3 separate regions of the Homo sapiens genome follow, and all the other regions are linked to region 3. The links are chromatin loops, found by intact Hi-C in ENCODE. Cell type or tissue: GM12878. All regions are shown on one strand. Links, peaks and the distances in the headings refer to the core of each region. The heading gives the core; the rest is flanking DNA.

Region 1 (7,533 bases), core at 852-5,851, 380 kb after region 3:
TCAGTATGAGAGCAAACATCTGCAAAGTATAGAGCACAGAAAATGGAAGCAAATTATTTAGGAAAAATGTGCTTGCCATTTTCAAACAGACTGGATAGGGCAGTACTTCCATGAAGTAGAGGCAAGAAGCCTAGCAGAGGTGGGACAATTACAATGAACAAAGTAGGCTGAGTGCACACAGATGGAGACCAAGCAAGTTCTGGCCATAATGAGGATGGAGGGAGAGGGACCGTGATGCCATAGCAACATCACTTCTGCTTTAGTAAAGAGCCACATGACACACTGAAGCATTCAGCATGAGAGGACCTGAAATTCAGATTAGAGAGGATTAGACCAGGAGAGAGTGAGGCCAAGATGGCAGATATGGAGGCAGAAAAGTGAGCCACAGTGTTTGACTAACGCGCTTCCTCCAGAAACTGGATTTGCAGACTGGAGGCACAAGCAAAGTTTTACAAAAGGAAACATTTGTCAGCTGAAAAATGCCTTGGACTTCCTTCATGAGAGGACTCACTATATGGCATGAGAGAAGAATGGACAGAAACCAGTACACAGATGGGTTTGGTGGCATCTACAAATTATGCAAATAAAATAAAAGCCATAACCTTGACGACATTATGCTAAGTGAAGAAAACAGTCATAAAAGGCAATATGTTGTATGTTTTCATTTATACAAATGTCCAGAATAGACAAACCTACAGAGACAGAAAACAGATTAGTAGCCCTGAGGATGGGGAAAGTGGCATGACTGGGTGTGGGGTTTCTTTTAGGGGGATGAAAATGTTCTAGAATTAGATTGTGGTGATGGCTGCACAATTCTGTAGATATACTAAAAATACTCAAACGTAGCCTTTTTTTTTGAGACAGAGTCTTGCTCTGTCGCCCAGGCTGGAGCGCAGTAGCACAATCTCAGCTCACTGCAACCTCCGCCTCCCAGGTTCAATGTGGTTCTCCTGCCTCAGCCTCCCGAGTAGCTGGGATTACAAGCATGTGCCACCACTCCTGACTAATTTTTGTATTTGTAGTAGAGACGAGGTTTCACCATGTTGGTCAGGCTGTTCTCGAACTCCTGACCTCAAGTGATCTGGCCTCCTCGGCCTCCCAAAATGCTGGGATTACAGGCGTGAGCCACCACGCCCAGCCCAAATGTTAACTTTAAATGAACAAAGTGAATTATATCTCAATAGAACTGTTAAAAAAATAGAATATAAAAGTCCTAGAAGAAAACTGTCAACAAAAACAAGAATGAAAACAACTGCTTGACAGCAGATGAGTCTAATAAGCACGATGCCAACACTAAGGTTGGTTGACTGGACACATCCTGGACATGGATGGACTGAGGCTCCTCCCACAAACATCCAGAGCGTGTCTTGCCCTCTCGGTCCTCTGTGCACCTCCCAGGTCTCATCACTTTGTGCTCTTCCAAGGGCTCAAGTCTCCTCTCCTGCTCTGCTACCTGCAGGCTTTCCCACGGCTGCAGCTCCTCCTCGCCTCAGAGCTCCAAGAGTCAGGTGAGGCAAAAGGACATAGTAGGTGGAGTGGCAGTGCCACACTCTGACTGGCAGCCCCTTGACAATGACACTGACCCCAGCCTGCTCCTTCTCCTGAGTGCTGTCTTTAATTTGAACAAGGAAGCCTCCTGGAAAGGCTTGAAATGATTGTGAATTAAAAGCTACCTCAGCCGGGCGCAGTGGCTCACGCCTGTAATCCCAGCACTTTGAGAGGCTGAGGCGGGTGGATCACGAGGTCAGAAGTTCGAGACCAGCCTGACCAACATGGTGAAACCCCATCTCTAAAAATACAAAAATTAGCTGGGCGTGGTGGCGCACACCTGTAATCCCAGCTACTCAAAAGGCTGAAGCAGGAGAATCACTTGAACCCGGGAGGCAGAGGTTGCAGTGAGCCGAGATTACACCACTGCACTCCAGCCTGGGCAACAGAGTGGGAGACTCTGTCTCCAAAAAGAAAAAAAAAAAAAAAAAAAAAAAACCTTATAAACCAAACAGAGCATTTGGTCTCACCTGGCTCTGTGTACACAAGGGAGATTACCAAGGGGCATGTGTGCAGTGCATCTTAGAGCCTTTTTGAGAACTGTATCATGATTCTCAGTAGAGATGGCTTATGCCCCAACCCGTGTGGGCCAGCCTGCCCTCACCTGGTGAATGCACAGCATCAGGCAGCAAAATAACAGCACGCCACAACACAGTGTCAAACAGACTCCTGTGTGGGCATCTTGTAAAGGTGCGCAGCCAGCAGCTCTAGGGTGGGGCCCAAGACTGGCTTTTCTAAGGAGCTCCCAGACAATGCTGATGATGCTGATGCTGTTGATCCACAGAAGACACTCAGATTAGTGAGGCTATGGACAGGCCGCTGTCCTCCAAGGAGGGCCAGTGGCAGAGGTGTGGGATGGAGCCTTGAGGAAGGAAAAATGGTAAAGATTCTGCGGCCAATAAGCTATGTAAGTTAGAAGTCTCATGGCAGGCTTGAGGAAGCGGGAACAGCCGCTGTGCGTGGAAACAAGGCTGTGTAGCATGGGGCAGGGCAGGCCGGTGGGCCAAAGAATGCAGGCTTTGCTCTGCCATCTCTGGAGAGCCAGTGCCAGTGTTTGAGCATGGAGGTAATGAACAACACTTTCCCCTCTGTCACATTCACAGAAAATGAAGAATGGAATAGATGTAGACAAACCTTTAGCCGAAAGCAGACAAGCCCCAGAATGACTTCCACACAGATTTCAAAGCGGGGATCCTGGCGCACCAGTGACTCAAACTCATGGGACAGCTGGACATGCTTCAAAGAGGAAAGGGAAAATCTGTTTTTCTCATGGCCATTTAATTCAGAACTTAACTACCTAGAAAACCTTATTAGACTGCCCATGTATAATTCATTTAGACGCTCTTGGCAATTTTCCTCAAGTGCTTTTACCGTTCACTGACCAGCTGTTTCCAGGCAGGCTAAGAAACTCATTCCCTACATTAGCACAGGTCTAGTGTCCTCAGAACACCAATTGTCATTTTCTTCTGTTCATGGGACTATTCTTATCCCACCCAAACTGTCTTTTATAATGTTAGAATAAACACCGTGAGGAGGTATTTGATCATTCTGGAAGAGACAATGGCTAATGCCCATCGAGTTGCTCCTCTGTGCTTGAGGTGCCAGCGCTCACCACTGCGGCATCCTCAGGACAGCCCACAACACAGAAGATATCATGATTATCCCCATTTTGGAGATAAGAAAACAGGCTGGGAGAGGGTGAGCGACATGCCCAAGGTGCACCCGGAGGCCTTGGCTGAGCTAGGATTCTAAGGCAGCCTGATGGAGCTGCAGCTCTGTGGCTGCCACAGCTGTTGCTCCTCCTCCGCGTTTGCCACCTAGAGCTGGGCATCCTGTCCGCTCTGTCACATTCAGAAACGGCCTTCCTCTCATTGAATATCACACTGACCTTATTTCACTTCCAAATAGTTATAGAACTCAGAAGCTATTCAGACAGCATGTGATCCTAGGAGAAGGAGCCCTCCGTGGCGTAGGCCCGTGCCTTGCTCATTCTAAGCCCGCGGATACAGCAGGGCCCCCATGTTGCAGGTGCTGGGGAGGACCTGCGGAAACGCGGCGCCTCGCGGGCAGGGGGTGGCTGGGACAAAAACACGTGTCATACGAGTGGTTCCTCGTCATGCCACCAGAGAGCGCCAAAGACCTCGGCCTCATGGGCGATCCCGAAAGCCGGTTCCCGCCCAAGGAGACAGGCTTTGAGCATCGCTGGACTCTGCTCCTAAGGCAGGATTGGGTCCCCTTTAAGAAAGAAGTGGAGTGTGTTTTAAACAGGAGCCAGCATGATCATAACTAGTTGTCCTTGAGCTTAAAGACGTCATCATTGTGGGGAGATAAATCCCTTATTTTTTGGCTTTCTTTCCCCAAAAAAGCTGAATTCGTCTCAAATGGGTAGAGGGGGATTTCCTACCCAGGAATTCATATACATACTCCTTTCCCAGTTCTCGCCCCCAAACAGGTCCTCATAGTGCTCGGCAGCTCCTGGAACTGTCCTCACCGAAGCTTTGGGAGTAGGCAGTTCATGGCACATCCTAGGCATTCTATGAAGCTTGCAGATGGATGTGTTTATATATGCTGTGCCACAGAGGAGGTGGCTGGGGACACCTGCCCCTGCACACCTGGTTGTGAAGTGGCAACAGGACTTAAAATGGAGGGCTGTTACCATCACTAAGGCTGAATATCATAAGTGTGCTTGTTCCCATGAAGCCTGGGGACCTCTGTCCATCAAGATGAGGCCACAGCTTAGGAAGGACACCAGGATCAGAGAGAGCCAGCAGAACAGCAGCAGGCCTTCTGCAGCTGGCTAAACGGGTGGCTCTAGGCAGATCCAGGCTCATATTCAGGACTCAGTTTCCTCATTTTTTTTTTTTTTTTTTTTTTTGGTGAGACGGAGTCTTGCTTTGTCACTCAGGCTTTAGTGCAGTGGCACAATCTCTGCTCATTGCAACCTCTGCCTCCCAGGTTCAAGTGATTCTTCTGCCTCAGCCTCCCGAGTAGCTGGGATTACAGGTGCCTGCCACCATGCCTGGCTAATTTTTTGTATTTTTTTTTTAGTAGAGACAAGGTTTCACTATGTTGGCCAGGCTGGTCTAGAACTCCTGACTTCATGATCTGCCCACCTCGGCCTCCCAAAGTGCCGGGATTACATGCGTGAGCCACCACACCCAGCCAATTGTTATTTTAAAAAAAAAAAAAAAAAAAAAAGCAGGGGAGTGGGGCTTGGAGCTGATAAGTGGTTCTCAAATTTTAGTGCATAGAGAAGGTGTCTGGTTTGCTTGTTAAAACAGAGGTTGCTGGGCCCCACTGCAGGCCGGCACTGCTGGTCTGGAAGCATGTCTGAGAACCACTGGACTAGGGAATATCTATCTTATTCTGGCAATTTTGGGGGAGAAAAACACAGTCCTTATGTTCTCATAATTGCCATTGCTCAATGAACTTCATTCTTGGCTAGATGTGGCTAAAGCACAACCTATGTGATGTTTCTACTGTGACCATCTTCCTGGACCTGATAACCTGCAATCTTAACGAAAGTGACTTAACAGATCTTATAAATAACCTCATCTCAACAACCCAAACTACAGTCTGGTTCTCTTGCCATGTATTTGCTTATTAAGACATTTGAAGGCCAGGTGCAGTGGCTCACACCTGTAATCCCAGCACTTTGAGAGGCTGAGGTGGGTGGATCACCTGAAGCCAGGAGTTCAAGATCAGCCTGACCAACATGGTGAAACCCAATCTCTACTTAAAATACAAAAATTAGCTGGGCATGATGGCGCATGCCTGTAATCCTAGCTACTCAGGAGGCTAAGGCAGGAGATTCGCTTGAACCCAGGAGGCAGAGGTTGCAGTGAGCTGAGATTGTGCCATTGCACTCCAGCCTGGGGGACAAGAGTGAAACTCTGTCTCAAAAAAAAAAAAAGAAAAAAAATTTGAATTTATTTCTAAAGTCCCGAAAGACCTCCGCAATTTTACCGTGATAAATAATAAAAACAAAGTCACCTTGCGGATATAAGCCTGCAGTCCTTTGACTCCATACATCCTAAATACAAACCACATTTTCAAAGAGCGAAATCTTCTGCCCAGTGGTATCTGCCAATGCTGAAATGAAACATGAAACAGACCATCAGTGAGGAAGATATTAAAAGCTGGCTTCCTTTTCGGCTCACCGGCTCGCCTATTTCTCTTGGAGGCAGCCGATTCCCTGGTGGCCAACCTGCTCCCATTGCCATGGCCTGTCTTGGATGGCAGGGCCCTCGGTGATGTGGGCAGAGGCTTTCTTTGCAAATCTCCAAGAGAAAGGAACACAGATGGGGACTGTTGACCTGGGAGCCAGTGATGTTCATTGTTTTCACTCAACAGGTGTTTGCGGCATGCACAGCAGGGCCAGACCTTGGGCTGTCCCCTAGGGTTCCGTGGTGAGCAAACAGGGAAGACACGGCCCTGCCCCCAGTGAGCTCACCATCCAGTGGGGATAAGGGGGTAATTTTCATTGATGTCCTTGCCTACGAGGAAGGAGGGAGCCAGAACCTGCTCTTGTCTGCCACTTCTGCCCCAGATGTTCTGGCACTGTTTTCTAGAGCAATACTGGTTCCCTCTTGGTCCTACTGATCACCATGGAGTGACCCCAAGACCCCTCATCAGAAGACACAATGTGTGTCTCCATGCTGGTGCTCCAGAAGCTTTCCCTGTCCTTCCTCTGGTTTTCCCAGACCCAGTCAGTTGACCGGCCCCCACACACTGAGGGATGGAGATGTGGTGAAGTGAGTAAGGAAGGACTGGGACGAGGAGACTGCTGGGAAGTGAGCATAGCAGCACTGTGTGGTCATCTTAACAGTCATATTCTATTTCAGCTATAAAGGAGACACTGAGGAGAGCTGAGCCAGCTCCCTACTGGGCCTGGGTGACACAGTGCAGCCAGGCGCGACACTCTAGCGCAGCTGGGCCATCTGCCGGGTGGGACTGCTTAGCCGGAGTCCTGAGTCCCGCACTGCTCCCCAGTAGGAGGGCTTGCAGGTGTTTTTTAAAGTGTGGGTGAAGGCCGGATGCGGTGGCTCACGCCTGTAACCCCAGCACTTTGGGAGGCCAAGGCAGGTGGATCACCTGAGGTCGGGAGTTTGAGACCAGCCTGACCAACATGATGAAACCCTCTCTCTACTAAAAATACAAAAATTAGCCTGGTATGGTGGCACATGCCTGTAATCCCATCTACTTGGGAAGCTGAGGCAGGACCCAGGAGGCGGAGGTTGCAGTGAGCCAAGATGGCGCTATTGCACTCAAGCCTGGGCAATAGAGTAAGACTCCATCTCAAAATAAATAAATAAATAAAATAAAGTGTGGGTGGAATGAACAGGTGGCAACTGCTTCTGAACACAAGAGAAGTAGCTCAAGGGCCCAGAGCCATGGTTCTGCAGGAGCTTCTCAAGTCAAAAGGGAAACAGGGACCCAACCTCTGACTCAGGCATTCAGTGTGGTTCCCCCCAGTTGCACACCAGGCCCTGCCCGGTGTGTTGACACATTATCTCCTTTGAGCTTCCTAGCAGCACTGTAAACAAGGGTTCGGATCCCCACTTTCTTGGAGCAAAAGCAGGTATGGAGAGTGACTTGCCCAATGTCACCAAGCCAGCATGCAGCAGAGCCTGAGCCGAACCTGCACACACAGTTGTCTGCTGGTCAGCACTGTTTGCAAGCTGTTGGGCTGCTCAAGAACTAAGCTAACTTGTCTTTTGGGAAATCTAAAAGAAGAACCCCTTATCCCACCACTAGCTGACTGACTATCTAACAGTCAGTAAAACGACGCTTCCCTGCCATGGTTCAGCATGGGCGCTGTGTTCCAAAATCATTCCTCGACTGGTCAACTTCCTACAAATTAAAATGTTAGATTTCAGTCTAACATTTGGAAGAATACCAAGGTAAACTTAATTTCTGTGGTCCCGGAGTGAAAATGCACACAATCTAATTGAATGCTCACTCAAATGTGGCTCCAAATGTTGT
Region 2 (7,533 bases), core at 852-5,851, 970 kb after region 3:
GCAACCTGGTTGTCTGGGAGATGAACCCTGATTATCCAATCAAACACAGTAATCCTGTTCTCCCTGACAATTGATCAGTGCATTCTGGCCTAAGCCAATGGGTGTGTGGCACTCCCTTGGCTACTGTGATTGGTTCAGGAACTCGCATGTGGCTGATGTGGGGTAAGTGAGCTGACACAACCCCTATAGGTGCAGTATAGGATCCCATATATATCCCTGTGCATTAACTCAGCTTGAGTGGCTTTTTTTTTTTTTTCAGGCAAAGATATGCTGGATTCACCAGCAATCCCACTTCTAGGTATATATCCCCAAGAAATGAAAGCAGAGTCTCAGATATTTGCATACCTGTGCAGCATCATTCACAATAACCATGAAGCGGGAACAACTTAAATGTCCACTGACAATGGATGGATAAAGAAAATGTGGTCTATACATATACTTGAAAGATATTTAGCTTTAAAAGGGAAGGGAATTCTGTTATATGCTACAATATGGATAAACTTCGAGGAAATTGTGCTAAGTGAAATAAGCCAGGCGCAAAAAGACAAGCAGGCAAAGGGGAGTTGCTGTTCAGTGAGTAGAGTATCAGATTTGCAGGACGATGAGGTCCTGGAGATCGGTTTCACAGCATTGTGAATATACTTAAATCTACTGAAGTATGCATTTGAAAATGGAAGGAATGGGACATTTTATATTTTTTTTTAAATCACAATTTAAAAAAGCATACTGATGCTGCAGCTTATTCAAACAATTTTAAAAGTCTTGCCTGGGTTGAGCAAAACAAGCCTAAGTGAAACACAGAGGCTGCCAGGCCTGAGCACAGTCTCCAGGGCCCTGCTGCCTGGAAAGGATGCAGTGCGGTCTGTGGTGACGGGTTCATATTCAGGCTCATTTTCCTCTCTATTAGCTGGGAGAAACCAGGGACAATATGGCAAGCTTTCAGACAGACAGAATTCATTACATTAGAACTGTGTGAATAACACTGATTTCAGGAGGAACATTTAGAAGTCGGTCCATAGAAAACACCTTCACAGTATTCTAACAAGCACACAGAGGATAGAAAAAAACAAGTGTTAGCTGATTAGGGATTGTCTCCCAAATGCCAATATTTCAGAGGTAGGTAAGACACAAGATGGGTTGTGTGTGTGTGCGTGTGTGTGTCTAAGTGTGCACATGCATTCACAAATGCTTGAAAGACCCAAGAGAAGGCTGAGCAGTGACTGGGGAAATGGGGAGGAGGAAGAGAAACAGGAACACTTGATTTCAGGATTGTGTAGAGAACTGCGGCCCTCACTCATCCACAGGGTTCTTGGCTTTGCTGTGCCCGGGGCTGTGGTATTCAGAAGCAAGCTCAGAAGTCTTATCACAGCTTCAGCTGCTCCATAAACTGTAGGGGCAAGGAGGAAATTCAAAGTCAGGGCAGAGGCCGAATGCACGCAGGAATGGTGGTTCACATACAGTGTTGGGCTAGGGTGGGCTACAGCCAGCTTTGGGCAAAATCAGCACAGCTTGCCAGAAAGGTGGCAGGGCCCAGGCCTCCAACAGGGCCAAGCCCTGGAGTCAGAGTCCGGGTCTCCCCTGTGCATCCACCTGGGTACAACAGAAGCTCTCCAGCCTCTGTCGTCATCAGCACACAGGCTAATGCACACCAGGTGCTATGGGCTGAACTGTGTTCCCTAAAAATTTATATGTTGAAGTCGGAACCTCCAGTACTTCAGAATGTAACATTATTAGGATAAGGTCTTTTAAACGATGTTTAAGTTAAAATGAAGCCATTCGGGTGGAGGCCTCATCCAACAGGACTGGTGTCCTTATAAGAGAATGTTAGGACACAGACACACAACAAGGGAAGACCCAGGGATAAGGCAGCCATCTGCAAGCCAAGGAAAGAGGCCTCAGGAGAAACCAACCCTGCCGACACTTTGATCTCGGACTTCCAGCCTCCAGGACAGTGAGAGAATAAATTTCCACCCATTCTGTGGTATGATATCATGGCAGCCCTAGCAGACTAACATATCAGTGCACTGTGTTGCTGCGCACTGTGATGAAAATATTAAAGTAATTGAAGTCCACGACAGTGTCTGTGGCTTGACAGGCCCACACATGGTGACTGTCTCAGTCTCTGTGGTGTCCTCTGATCTTCCTTCCTCTGGAGTCAAGCCCCTCCTTCCTGGTATTTTTGTGCAGCCCCATACTTGTTGTTGGCTGTGGGCTTAGGTGGGCTTGCACATGAGAGATCCTCCCATAAAGCTCAAACAGCACGCACCACCTCCTCCACTTTCTCCTTCCTCTGTGGACACAGGGAATGGCTTCCTGGGGAGATATGAGCAGGGTTAGAGCCTTGTAGCCCTCCCTACAGACTAACAGGACACAGAGTAGGGAGGAGGGATATGGAAGTTAAGCAGGTGCTTGGGACCAGACTGGCAAGGTTCAAGTCCTGGCTTAAATATTAACTTGCTTTTGGTTGCAGACAAGTTTCTTATCATCTACGTGCTGTTTTCTTATTTGTAAAATGAGGATGATAACAACAGCAGTGACCTCATAGGGCTGTGGTATAGATTTAAGGGTTACTCCAGGAAAAGTGCATGGGAAGGGGGTGCCACTTTAGCCATCATCACTTCCTGCCCCGACCCCGCTGGCAGCGAATCTATGAAGACTAAGACCCCCACCCCTCCATGGGCTGTACCTTCCTGTAGTCCCACTGTGCAGTCTGCACTCAAGCAGAGGCCACCTCCTTCATGGCAAGGTGCCTCCTGGCTAATAAATAGCCAGATGGAGGCAGACATAAGTGCAAGGGCAGAGACGAAAGATGAGGTTTGAGTTTACTAACATGGTTGATTTGGATTTCTGCCCTATCTAACTATGGAAGACTATTCATTTAAACAACTAACTGGCCATATTCTCTTTAATCTTTAAATCTCTTCCAAGTCATAAATTAGGCACCAAACAAGAGGCCTGACAATAACTTCTGGGAGGCCAAAGTGGACAAGTTCAGAATCCTTGCAAAGCCTGCCAGTGACCGAAGCACCAGGCTCAGAGATATATTGTGTGTGGGGTGGCGTGGGGGTGGGGAAGCATACTGGCAGCAACAAGCTAATATAGCCACATACTGTCCTTGGCCTCATATCTTCACACACGTGCAGGCACACACACACAGTGTATACACATGGATGTATGAGTGCACGCACGTGTTATGTATATTTGCACACAAGTTACAAATGTATATAGATGTGCATGTATGCATGAATATATACAAACATGAATATGTACACCATGTGTAGGCATATATGTATGCATGTGTATATATACACAAATATTTTGTACACACTTGTGTATGTATGCATAGATGTTTAAGATACACAATGTGCACATGTATTGTGTGGGTATGCATACATGCACTGTATATACATCTATGCACATGTACATGAGTCTAGATATGCATGCACCATGGGTGCACATGCATGTATGCACATGTATGTGTGCATGTATACACATACACACACATCCCTTTTTAGAACCACTAGTCACACTGTAACAGAGGATGGGGAGTCAGCCATCTGAGCACAGACCCTTCTTAGCTGCATGATCTTAGGCAAGTTACTAGACTCTTCTTGACTCACTTTCCCCTCTTTGTAAATGAGAGAACTCAATCCTATAATTACAGTCACTAAATTGTTGTGTGACTAGCTGCAACATAATATTGGCATAAATGCAGCAAAGCCCCAATGTTAACTTCTTGTATGTTTCTTTCCATTCTCTTCAACTCTGTCTATCAATGGGATAATCAGGGTTCCCCCTGGTGGCTGAAATGTGCGGGTAAAGTCATCCAAGAATCTCTTGTCTCTTAAATAAGCAGCCCCTTCGACTGCTTGCTAACCTGGCAGAGACGGAGTGAGGGTCAGTGGGCAGCTGGCCACTGCAGTGGAGCCCAAGACAGATGCTGCCCTGGTGCCTGCCGCTGCCTAGCCCCAGCCTGGCAGCTGGGCTCCTGACTAGAGCCAGCAATCCTGGTCAGCGGTTCTCAAGCCAGGCTTGAGCGGCAGAGGCGGTGGGCTGACCTCCTCTCAGCTACTTTTGGTAAACATGGTTTAAAGAACACACTCATGCTTCTTTAGCAGAAGAAAATTAAGTGGAGAAATTACCTTTGTTTCCTCTTGAAAACTTGGATAGGGGAGAAATAGTTCCAAAGGTTGTATGTGCACTCACATCCCCACATTTTCACTTCACAAAGGATGCATTCAGATGACTATTAAAATGCTGCGACCAGCTTTCTTTCTCCTCAGATCAAATACTCGCTTTATCATTAGGGTCATCAATTTTAACACTTAATGTTCTCCTTTTAAACAATTTCCCAATTAGCTAGAATGAAGTTTTACTTCTCAATTAATTTAGGATTTGTTATTAAAACCTATATTTTGCTAACTTTCCCATTCGATGTACAGTACTGTCATAAAGTAATATATATAGTTGTGTGCATGTCTTATGTACATATACACATATACATACACATACGCAGATTAAAAATGATGACTAAGGGATGCAAGGAAACTTGAGGGTGATGGATGTTTATTACTCGATGGTGAGTGATGGTTTCATGGTGTATACAAGAGTCGAAACTGATTATATTATATACTTTCTTTGTACATATGCAGTTTTTTGTGTGTCAATTACACTCCTATAAAGCTGTGAAATATAAAAAATAGCATAAAACCCAGAAATCCCCATCAATGTTCTTCCTACACTTCACTTTGCAATATTAAATGGAGACTTGTAGTTTTCCTACTAGAAGCTAAACGTCTCAATTTATAACCATTTACTATTATTTTATATTTATTGAACTTAAGTAACTCACTCTTCACATCTAAGGTTTCTGCTATGGAGCCTGAAGACTCCAAATGTAGGCCACTTGTGCAGTGAGTGACAGTTCCAGCTCATCAAAACGTTGCCCTCGGCCTGATCGCACCCAATCCTCACTAATATGACAATGACAATGTAAAGGGGCAGAATGGAGCCAGCAGACATGAAAGGTAATTTGCCTTCTGGGGCATTCCCTGCACAGCTCTGCCAATACACCACTGTGGGTGCAGATTCGGGGTTTGCCCATATGAGAGACCAGGTAGGAGAGAGAAATGATTGAGAGAGAAGGGCCAAGCGAAGGGCGCAGGGATGAGGCAGAAACAGGCCAGAGATACAAATATGCTTACTTCCACCACCAACTACACTTCTCTTGTTGGAACAGCAACTCTGTAAGTTTGTGCTGCATCTGCCTCTCTGGTCCTCTCAGGCTCCTGACTATAGGACATAATCACTTTCCCTTTAAATTTCTTTTTGGAAAAACATGAGCCTGAAAATACTGGATTCTTAGCCTGGGTGTTAGCTGTGGGATTGGTGGGCTCCGCAGTGCATGGCAAGTGCCGGCCTGTGCTCAGGGAGCACCTGCTGCCAAGCTATGCTCAAGGCTTACTTGAAGGATGTGAGCCCTTTGGGAAGGCTCTTTACACATTCCAGGAAGAACCAGAATTTCAAGCCAAATCTGACTTTTAATATTGGCAACTTTACCTGGCAGAGAGGATGTGTGTGTGGGCTAGACATGGCAATCTGCCATCCATTTCCATCCTGTGGTTGATGATTTGTGTGATTCAGGATGTCTTTATATTCCTCCCTACCACTTCTTATTCACACAAAACATACAAGGAAAGGATGCATCCACTCTTTAAATCTTGTCCCTTATGGGCCAAAGAAGAAAGTATGATAGATACTGACTATTCCATTTGCGTTTGGGTTTTATGTTTTGGTTATTTTTTCTCCTCACTTCCTGCCCTGAAGCCCTGTAGCAGATTTATCAACCAGGAAACAGTGTGTCCAGTCTAAATAATCTCAATAGATCTAATCTCTTTTGGGGGGGTTTCTTTTTCCCTTTACTGAAAAATATACTCAGAGCCTTATTTTATGCAGCTTCGTTCACGTAATAAAAGTTTGTTATTTTCTTAATAAGAAGGAAAAAGAAGGGTTATAACATAAAGCCTTTAAGGGTAAAATCAACACAGAAGTAACAGTAAATTTAAATCACAAAACTTCCAGCAAAGGGAGTTATTCGGCAAAAGGGTTACCAATTATGCGTTGCTATTGGTGACAAATAAAGCAAAGAAACCAAAAATATACAGATAACTCCTGAGCCTCATTTTATTTAATACTTGAACCTCTGTCTTCACTGAAGTGTTTGAAGTTTGCTTGTTGTCATTTTACCATGGTGACTAATAAGGTGCAAAAGCTATTTTGGGTTTTTCTCCTGCTCCACATTCCTTGGGTATGAAGGATGAAACAGTTAAAACACACACACACACACACACACACACACACACAAAATTCCGAGAAGCCAGAGGAAGCAAGTGCTCTGTATGTGGATTAATTTCTGGGTCTGGATAATCTGTAATTGGTTATGATGACTCAAGACATCTTGAATACTTGTTTGAAAGGCCCTCACTTTCTCTTGTAATTTTTGGAAGATGCACTCTTATCCCTATGGTAGAAAAGTTTGTTTTGTTATGGGAAATGTTAGTCTGCACGTGGAAACGTTTTGAATTACATTACATGAGCTATGGAAGTTGTGAACAAACTGTATCATTTTATGGATCCAAATTAGCATGAAAACTGTGAAAATTAACAGTTGATAAGCATCACAAACACAGATGCGATGTGTGACTGATTATAATGGGTGCTAAAATAAAATGTCAGTGAGTAAACAGTAACGACTTTTCCAAATTGTTTCATCTACAGAACTAGGAGTATTTATTTACAAGTAAGTGATTTTAGAATCATATGAAAAGGTCAACAGTACTGGTAAAGTGAGATGGCAAACATTATCATATAAACTAGCTTGCATTTTATAAATCACAGCATGCTCAATTGTCCACTGGCAACATGGTCTCCAGGGTGAAACTAAGAATTTAAGCCAACTATAGTTGAAAAATAATGCATAGTTTTTCTTTTACCTTAGCATTTGCTACAGAATTGGTATTCCCAAGGGATTCTTCATGCTCTCAACTTGCCTGCACGTCTCTAGTTAGAAAACGTGAGCTACCATCTTTTGTGGATAGGGTGTATGACATGATGGAAAAAAGAAACAGACATGGCTTATAAGGAGGAGAAATGACCTGTAACAAGGGATGGGTTCTAAGCTGAGTCAGAAATGAGAAACTTTCTGAAATGCAAGTGCTTTGGGAAAAAATGTTTCACCTAATTAATTTATCTGATTCTTAGAAGGCTCTAATGTCAGCACAGTGCCAAGTCACATGTAAATCTACAAAACTTGTTCATCAAATGGCCCTTCATTCTATCCAACATCTATCAGGCCATCTCTCATGGAGATCACTAGAGTATTGTCAAAGATCGACCACTCATGTCTTTGGCTAACTTTATGATCAAGTAAATTGGGGGTGCCATGTTCAAATTATATTCACCCCCTGTAAGCTGACTTAGCCCTATTGCATTTGTTTTCCCCCACCACATACCTCTGTCCTCTATTTTTAATTG
Region 3 (7,533 bases), core at 1,048-6,047:
CTTAAAAACCACCAAAACAAGTTGTAGTTGCCATACTTCATGTGACTACTGCAAATCTTTGAATCCAAAATATGTATGATTTGTATTACCATATTTGCACTATATACATTTAATATTATAGCTAATTATTATATAATAAAAATCCACACAGGCAACTTTAGATAACTTTTAGAAATAATTATTCTTTGTATACTTATGTAGTTATAGCATATAGTATTAGAACTGGATGAGTCTAACCATATGCAAACAACTTTAATCCACTTCTGTAGAAAGAAAAGGGCCTTAGGAGACTAGGATAAATGAAGAGCATTAGCCTTTTGGAGAAGACTGATAAATTTAAACAAATGCTAATAACTTTTAAAAATTAGTGAAAATATATTTATGAATACCTGGAAAACTTGTTGATCCCACTATTTTCACTGAATCTTTGGTCAAGCGAAAAGCTCTTGGTAATCGAACCAAGTGTCCAACTATCAAAAAAAAAGATCAACAATTTGTCTCATTAGATATTCTAAAATATTCAAATATACTATTACAGTATCTTTGGTATTGGTTGAAGGGGAGAGCCATAATTCAATCTCCTCTGACAGTTGATATCACTGTTCCAACTCTATTCCCCCTCAGATGATCTGATAAATTTAATCTACGTACTGCTTCTCCATATTATATCTCACCTCTGATTTTTTCTAAAGCCATTTAGAATAATCTCTTCATTATTAGAAGTTCAAATCTCCCACCATTCAAGACCCAAATCACAAGTCCCTTCTCCTTCAAACCTCGTTTGTCCTTAGCACTTCTTATCTGCCACAGTACATCACCAGCACCTTTTTAATAACACTCATTCTACATTGTACTATAGTTCTTTGTTTTTAATTTCCTTAAGTTTTGGAGGAACAGGTGGTATTCGGTTACATAAATTCTTTAGTAAGGATTTTTGAGATTTTGGTATACCCATCACATAATAAACACTAAACCCAATTTGTAGTCTTTTATCCCTCACCCCCATCCCACCGTTTCTCCCACCCCCGAGTCCCCAAAGACCATTGTATCATTCTCATGCCTTTGCATCCTCATAGCTTAGCTCCCACTTATAAATGAGAACATATAATGTTTGGTTTTGCATTCCTGAGTTACTTCACTTAGAATAATAGTCTCCAATCCCATCCAGGTTGCTGCAAGTGCCATTAATCCATTCCTTTTTATAGTTGAGTAGTATTCCATATATATATTTATGTTTGTGTGTGTGTGTGTGTATATGAGTGTATATATATGTGTATATATGTGTATATATATGTGTGTATATATGTGTGCATATATATGCATATATATGTGTATATATTTGTGTATATATATGCGTATATATGCGTATATATGTGTATATATGTGTATATATATACACACACACATGCACACACACACACACATATATATATACACATATACCATACACCACAGTTTCTTTATCCACTCATTGACTGATGGGCATTTGGGCTGGTTCCATGTTTTTGCAACTGTGAATTGTGCTGCTATCAACGTGTGTGTGCAAGTACCTTTTTCATATAATGACTTATTTTCCTCCGGGTAGACACCAGTAGTTGGACTGCTGGATCCAGTGGTAGTTCTACTTTCAGTTCTTTAGGGAATCTCCACAATTTTCCATAGTGGTTGTACTAGTTTACATTCCCACCAGCAGTGTAGAAGTGTTCCCTTTTCACTGCATCCACACCAACATCTATTTTTTTTTTTATTTTTTGATTATGGCCATTCTTGCGAGAGTAAGGTGATATCACATTGTGGTTTTGATTTGCATTTCTCTGATAACTAGTGATGTTGAGCATTTTTTCATATGTTTGTTGGCCATTTGTATATCTTCTTTTGAGAACTGCCTATTCATGTCCTTAGCCCACTTTTTGATGGGACTGTTGGGGTTTTTTTTCATGCTAATTTGTTTGAGTTCCTTGTAGATTCTAGATATAGATTCCAGATATTAGTCCTTTGCCAGATGTATATATTGTGAAGGTTTTCTCCCATTCTGTGGGTTGTCTGTTTACTCTGCTGACTGTTCCGTTTGCTGTGCAAAAGCTCTTTAGTTTAATTAAGTCCGACATATTTGTCCTTGTTTTTGTTGCATTTGCTTTTGGGTTCTTGGACATGAAATCTTTGCCTAAATGGTGCTGGGATAATTGGAAAGCCACATGCAGAAGAATGAAACTGGATCCTCATCTCTCACCTTACATAAAAATCAACTCAAGATGAATTAAGGACTTAAATCTAGGACCTGAAACTATAAAAATTCTAGAAGATAATATCAGAAAAACCCTTGTAGACATCGGCTTATACTATAGTTCTTGATACACACATACCATTTTCCTTATTAGATTATAAGCTCCATTGATAGTGGGATCAATGTTTATGTTAACTTATCAAGAATCAGTATCAAACACTATACCTTGCACATTGTAAATATTAAATAATAATTGTGAAACATATTCTGATAGTCTTCATTGTTAAATGAGCAAATGTGATGGGCATAATAGTGTGAGGGGCAGTATAAAAATGCAATAAAGCATTATACCCAAATAGCCTTTAGCAGACAGGAATAGCAAAGTGCAAAGAAAAGGATGTGGTATCAAAGCCAGAGGACTTGAGTTTAAATCCTAATTCTGCCACTTACTGGTTTTAGGAAAATCACTTTAAACTCTAGGAGCTTCAGTTTTCTTATATGTAAAATGGGACTAATAATAATTCCATCCTTACAGTTACTGTAGAAAATGAGAATACTGTATAAATTGTAAAATGCTATATAAGAGGCCTTCACTATTCATCACTTACAAGATACTAACTGCTTATTCTATTTCTTATATCTCATAGGTCTAATCTTATTATTTCATCAAAAGATCACCAGGTAAAAATTTAAAATAAAAACCCTTTCACACCTAATACACGACCACGACCCATATCCAAGAAGCATCTTTCTCCTACATGGCAATTGATGGCTATCGGCTATTCATATACTTATAGAAGAATAATCTTTGGATTCCTGATGCCTGGACTTTGATTTTTAAATCTCTATTCACTCCATTTGTTTCCTTTCTCCTCCCCTATCCCCTACCTACCTCCACAAACCTTTTACATTTATATTCTTGGAGGACTTCTTTTTTTCATTATTCCTTATTTGAACAACTTTTTTCATTTGAAGCAAATCTCTGTGATTTTATCAATTTTGGGTCTAGAATTTTGAGTCTAGAATGCAGCCAAAACCTTTCTAGTTAAATAACAGTTCAATTAAACTTTCACATCCTTCGTCAGTGTTTGTTCATCAGTATCTTACATGTATTTTTAAAACAGTATAGAAAAGTACTTCAATTCTTTAGAGGTCAAAACTTTAAAATCGCATTATTTCCTGTATTTCACAGCTAAAACCAATAGATGGCGCTCCACCATCACGGATAATTTGAAAGCAGCAGGTTGCCTATTTGAAAGACACTGATCTCATCATTACAGAGTTCACACACTGAAATGCAAACCTGGCAGATGACCCATGGACTGAATTGGGGAGTTTATCAACAAAGCAATTTAATTGTAAAACTTCAACTGTGGGTGACGTAGTGATCCATCTATACCTTAATTTCCTGTCATTCACTCCTCTATGCAAATGCAGAGTGACTTTGTACGACTTCCATAAAAAATAAGCCTTTCTTGTCACGTATTAGTGAGCAAGGTGTCTCTATATAAAACGGATGCACGTGACACAAGAAAAGGCAATTCGAAGAGTGGGGGAAGCTGCGGTTGTCCCTGCGGAGCCGGCAGGGCGGCGCGGACCCTCACCTGATGAGGGCACCCGCACCAGGAAGGCGGAGATAAAGAGGAGGATGGCGGCCCGAGAGAGCAGGGAGCCGGCGGCCCGGGTCCGCCGCCTGCCCCGCCGCGCTGGGCCAAGGGCGAAGGCCTCCATCCACACGCCGCCGTCGCCTGCCCACCGTCCGCGCGGAAGGTCGTTAGGCAACGCGCGCCCACCTGCAGCCGGAAGTTGGCGGGCGGAGGACCGGAACAACGGACCTGATGGACGTGCTCCCACTTCCGCCGGGGTGGTAGACTAGGGGTCAGCCTGTGTCTCCACATAGCTGGTGGGGCCTACACGCGCCAACTGTGCTGTGCAGCCCCCGGGCCTTCAGGACAACACAGCCACGCAGGGCATCCTCAAGAACATCAGTGATTTGTCCAAGATCCTAGAGCTGAGAGAGAATCGTTGGGCCCCAAATCCCGTGCTTTTACCTTTGCATAGCGTTTATGATCGAAAAGCCCTTTTTATGAGCCAGGTGGTAGATGTGGGGCCCAGTTTCGAACAACAGATAGTGAGAATGCATGAGTTAAGACGTGTAAAGCCCTCAGTGGACTGCTTTGATCTAGTAATGTCAGCAGATAGTATTTTATGGATGTGTGGAACTTAATTGGGAGATAAATGCAATACACACTTAGTGGGAATTAAAGGTAAGTAAGGCCTTTAGCCTCAGAAAGAAGCTTGATGGAAGGACAGAGGAAATAACCATAGATGAAATTTACTTTCTAAAATAGACCGGAAGATCATCTTATAGTGTCACCTAAATTCAGCAAAACATACAAAACCATCTATCCTGTGTGGGAGACCAGAATATACCTTCTCAAATATGAAGGATTGCTGCCCTGAAGACAAGAACCAGCAGATGCAGGAGAGCTGTCCACCTGCCCTCTTTTTACCCAGAAGCAAGACATAGATTAGAAAGAGAAAAGGTATCCTGCCCCACTCCTTTACCAGGGAGAACAAAGGTTAACCACTGAAGACAGCGTCAGACCCTCATTAGCCTTGAAATGATATCAGAGGAATTAATATTAGCTTTTTTTAAACCATCTTTTGTCTGCTATTTGTTTGCTTAGCCCAAGTTACTGCCTGTAGAGACTCAGAGTCCTTTTCCTTTGTCACATCTCTAAAAATTTCCTAGTCTTTGTTGAAGATGCTATACAAGCTGGAATTCAAAGACGCTTCTTTGAGAACTACTCATTCTCTGGGTGTTCCTCATATATAAATGAAATATATTAATAAACATCTGTTTTTCTCTTGTTAATCTGTCTCTTGTAAAGGATCCATTCTAAGTACAAAGTTATGGGGGTTATTATTTTCCCATACACAGCCTAAGAGGCCATTTATAGCTAGAACTTGTTTTAGAGAAATTGAAAGAGACTCATGCCTCTACTTTTCTGCTGCTGGAAGGATTTACTTAATGGGAGCAGAGCTGTGATAGAAATAAATCTTAAGCAGTTGGTTTAAATACATTGAAGAATGAAGTTTGAGCAACTAAATGTAGAATGCCTAATTACAAGTGAGTTATCACTTTTGATATGAAGAAATGAGTGATCATGGGTGGACTAAAAACTGTCACTTGATATGCTATGATCTGGATGAAGGATTTAAAACTGACAGCCTAACCACCTAATTTAATCTCACTTGTTTAATAGTATATCTCAAAATTGTAAAGACTTTCAATGGGGCATAGGCATTCTGATTGTACCAAACATATCACCCTTGACAGTTGGCCTGATTAACGATTATGTGCCTGACTCTTCAAAGCTAGAATCTTGCCTGTTTTAACATTTTTGCTGCAGTAAGGATGATGTGAACTTTTACCCCAAATTCTAATATTTGCATTTCCTCTTATAGTAGTTCATGCAAGATGAAATTATCCAGGTGAAAGAGCTTTTAAGTGAACCAATACATTAGTGATTTAAATGATATTTTGTGTGTAGACAGTTAACTGATACCCATTGTGGTTTCCTAAAATGAACTTAAAACTCTTACTGTTCTTACTCTGGACACCATGGCAAATTTAAGGGAAGTAAAGATAATTTAGGGCATGTAAAGATGTACCTGTACTTTCATTATAATTTTCTGTTTTTCTTAAAAATTAGATATACTAGGGCTGGGCACAGTGGCTCACACCTGTAATCCCAGCACTTTGGGAGGCCGAGGCGGGCAGATCACAAGGTCAGGAGATCGAGACCATCCTGGCTAACACAGTGAAACCCCATCTCTACTAAAAATACAAAAAATTAGCCGGGCATGGTGGCGGGCGCCTGCAGTCCCAGCTGCTTGGGAGGCTGAGGCAGGAGAATGGCGTGAACCTGGGAGGCGGAGCTTGCAGTGAGCCAAGATCACACCACTGCACTCCAGCCTAGGCGACAGAGTGAGACTCCACCAAAAAAAAAAAATTAGATGTACCAATTTAACTTTAGTAATGTTTATATTTTGTAGTGCATTTAGATTTACATTTAATTAGATAGCAAGTGTTATATATATAAATACTTAATTGTAGTCACATATATACTTTTGAGAAATGTATTGTCACTGAATTAACTGCTTTATTTACACTCCTTAAATATATTTTATACCCATAAAATACCAACTTATGGAAAAATTTTAAAATAAGTAAATGAACACAGCTTTCCTGAGCACTGGGGAGAAAAGTATCATGGAAATATTAGTACCAAGGCTATTTTTGTTTTTCTTAAGAATTGTGATGTACATAATAAATGGTTCAATGTGTTAAGAATTCTAGCCGTTGCCAGGCAACAAGGGCTCTGCTTTATTCTCCTTATGTCATGTTCCTTCATTGCCCTATTCTTCCTTTGGTGGAGGAAAATATTTGCCTTAAAAAGAAAAACAAAATTATCTGCCAACATTTAGAAAGCTGTGTCAATTTTATACTAGTTTAACACAGATCTTTAGTTATTGGCAATAGAGTTTATATAGTTAAATATAAAGGAATTATCAGAAATACTTTATAGTTATCAAAAATTCTAAAGAAAAAGGCCATGGATGTAGAAATTCAGGACACACCTGGAAAGATAAGTATCTCTAAAAGGTCCATCCTTTCAGGAACTGTTGAGAATATAGATTACCCACACTATTGTGATCTCTTAAGAAAAATGAACATGCCTTTTGTGAAAGGTCTTGAGAACAGACATAACTATGGCAGGTTTGAAAAGAAATGCAACCCTGCTTTTCTTAAATTTCACCCTTATCCCCCTTCAGTTTTGCCAGACTATCATTTACATGATCCTTATCCCCCACCATATGGGCCACATTATCCATTATTTCCACTTCGGGATGATGTGACCTTAGGTGATTCCTGTTCAGGGTTTATGAGTCCTGGTGGTGATGCTGATTTAAATCCTGGCATTGGCAGAACCATACCAACCCTAGTGGATTTTAGTGATGTGAAACCTCAACATCGAGTTCCCAGACCAGACACAGGATTTCAAACAACAATAAAAAGGCAAAAAATTCTATCAGAAGAACTGCAACAGAACAGGAGATGGAATTCCAGGGAAGTACCAGACATTTCTATCAGAGCAAGACTTGGAGGTAAATGAAGTGACATGAACTTTCTATTTTTTAAATGCTCAAGGGAAGAGAGTATGGACATAAGATTCAATATTTAGGCAGTTAAATTAACAAAATTACAATGATCTGAAAAAGGTTTTATTTTTAAATTACAG

The links. A loop is a pair of places that touch in the nucleus more often than their neighbours do. Peaks named below come from ENCODE experiments on the same cell type or tissue, not always from the same donor. Only the 100,000 strongest peaks of a DNase experiment are listed, where the experiment ranks them.
Region 1: it touches region 3 in a loop (5-fold over the local background); 11 of 110 quality-filtered maps call a loop at or near these places.
Region 2: a loop joins it to region 3, with 15 times the contacts of the local background. A loop is called at or near these places in 6 of 110 quality-filtered maps.

What each region holds. Positions count from the first base shown.
Region 1 is chr7:50,464,532-50,472,064 of GRCh38, forward strand. It overlaps DDC (dopa decarboxylase), which reads right to left. Exons shown (of 15, transcript NM_001082971.2): 12 at 5,542-5,640; 13 at 2,683-2,784. Among named protein-coding and RNA genes, the nearest start is that of FIGNL1, 18 kb to the left of the region's middle. In GM12878, for the core only: a CTCF peak has its summit at 3,673 (motif pointing right); no DNase peak of the experiment used is centred there; H3K27me3 peaks cover 298 bases.
Region 2 is chr7:51,064,063-51,071,595 of GRCh38, forward strand. The region is part of intron 7 of COBL (cordon-bleu WH2 repeat protein); the gene reads right to left. Among named protein-coding and RNA genes, the nearest start is that of COBL, 250 kb to the right of the region's middle. In GM12878, for the core only: a CTCF peak has its summit at 3,790 (motif pointing left); a DNase peak (open chromatin) is centred at 3,766.
Region 3 is chr7:50,089,240-50,096,772 of GRCh38, forward strand. It overlaps ZPBP (zona pellucida binding protein), which reads right to left and starts at 4,007. Exons shown (of 8, transcript NM_007009.3): 1 at 3,829-4,007; 2 at 390-470. The coding sequence starts at 3,955. It overlaps LOC124901630 (a long non-coding RNA gene), which reads left to right and starts at 4,040. Exons shown (of 2, transcript XR_007060321.1): 1 at 4,040-4,491; 2 at 4,576-5,102. It overlaps SPMIP7 (sperm microtubule inner protein 7), which reads left to right and starts at 6,644. Exons shown (of 9, transcript NM_001161834.3): 1 at 6,644-7,399. The coding sequence starts at 6,847. RefSeq lists silencers at 3,811-3,860, 3,941-4,100. In GM12878, for the core only: a CTCF peak has its summit at 3,427 (motif pointing right); a DNase peak (open chromatin) is centred at 3,482; H3K4me3 peaks cover 593 bases.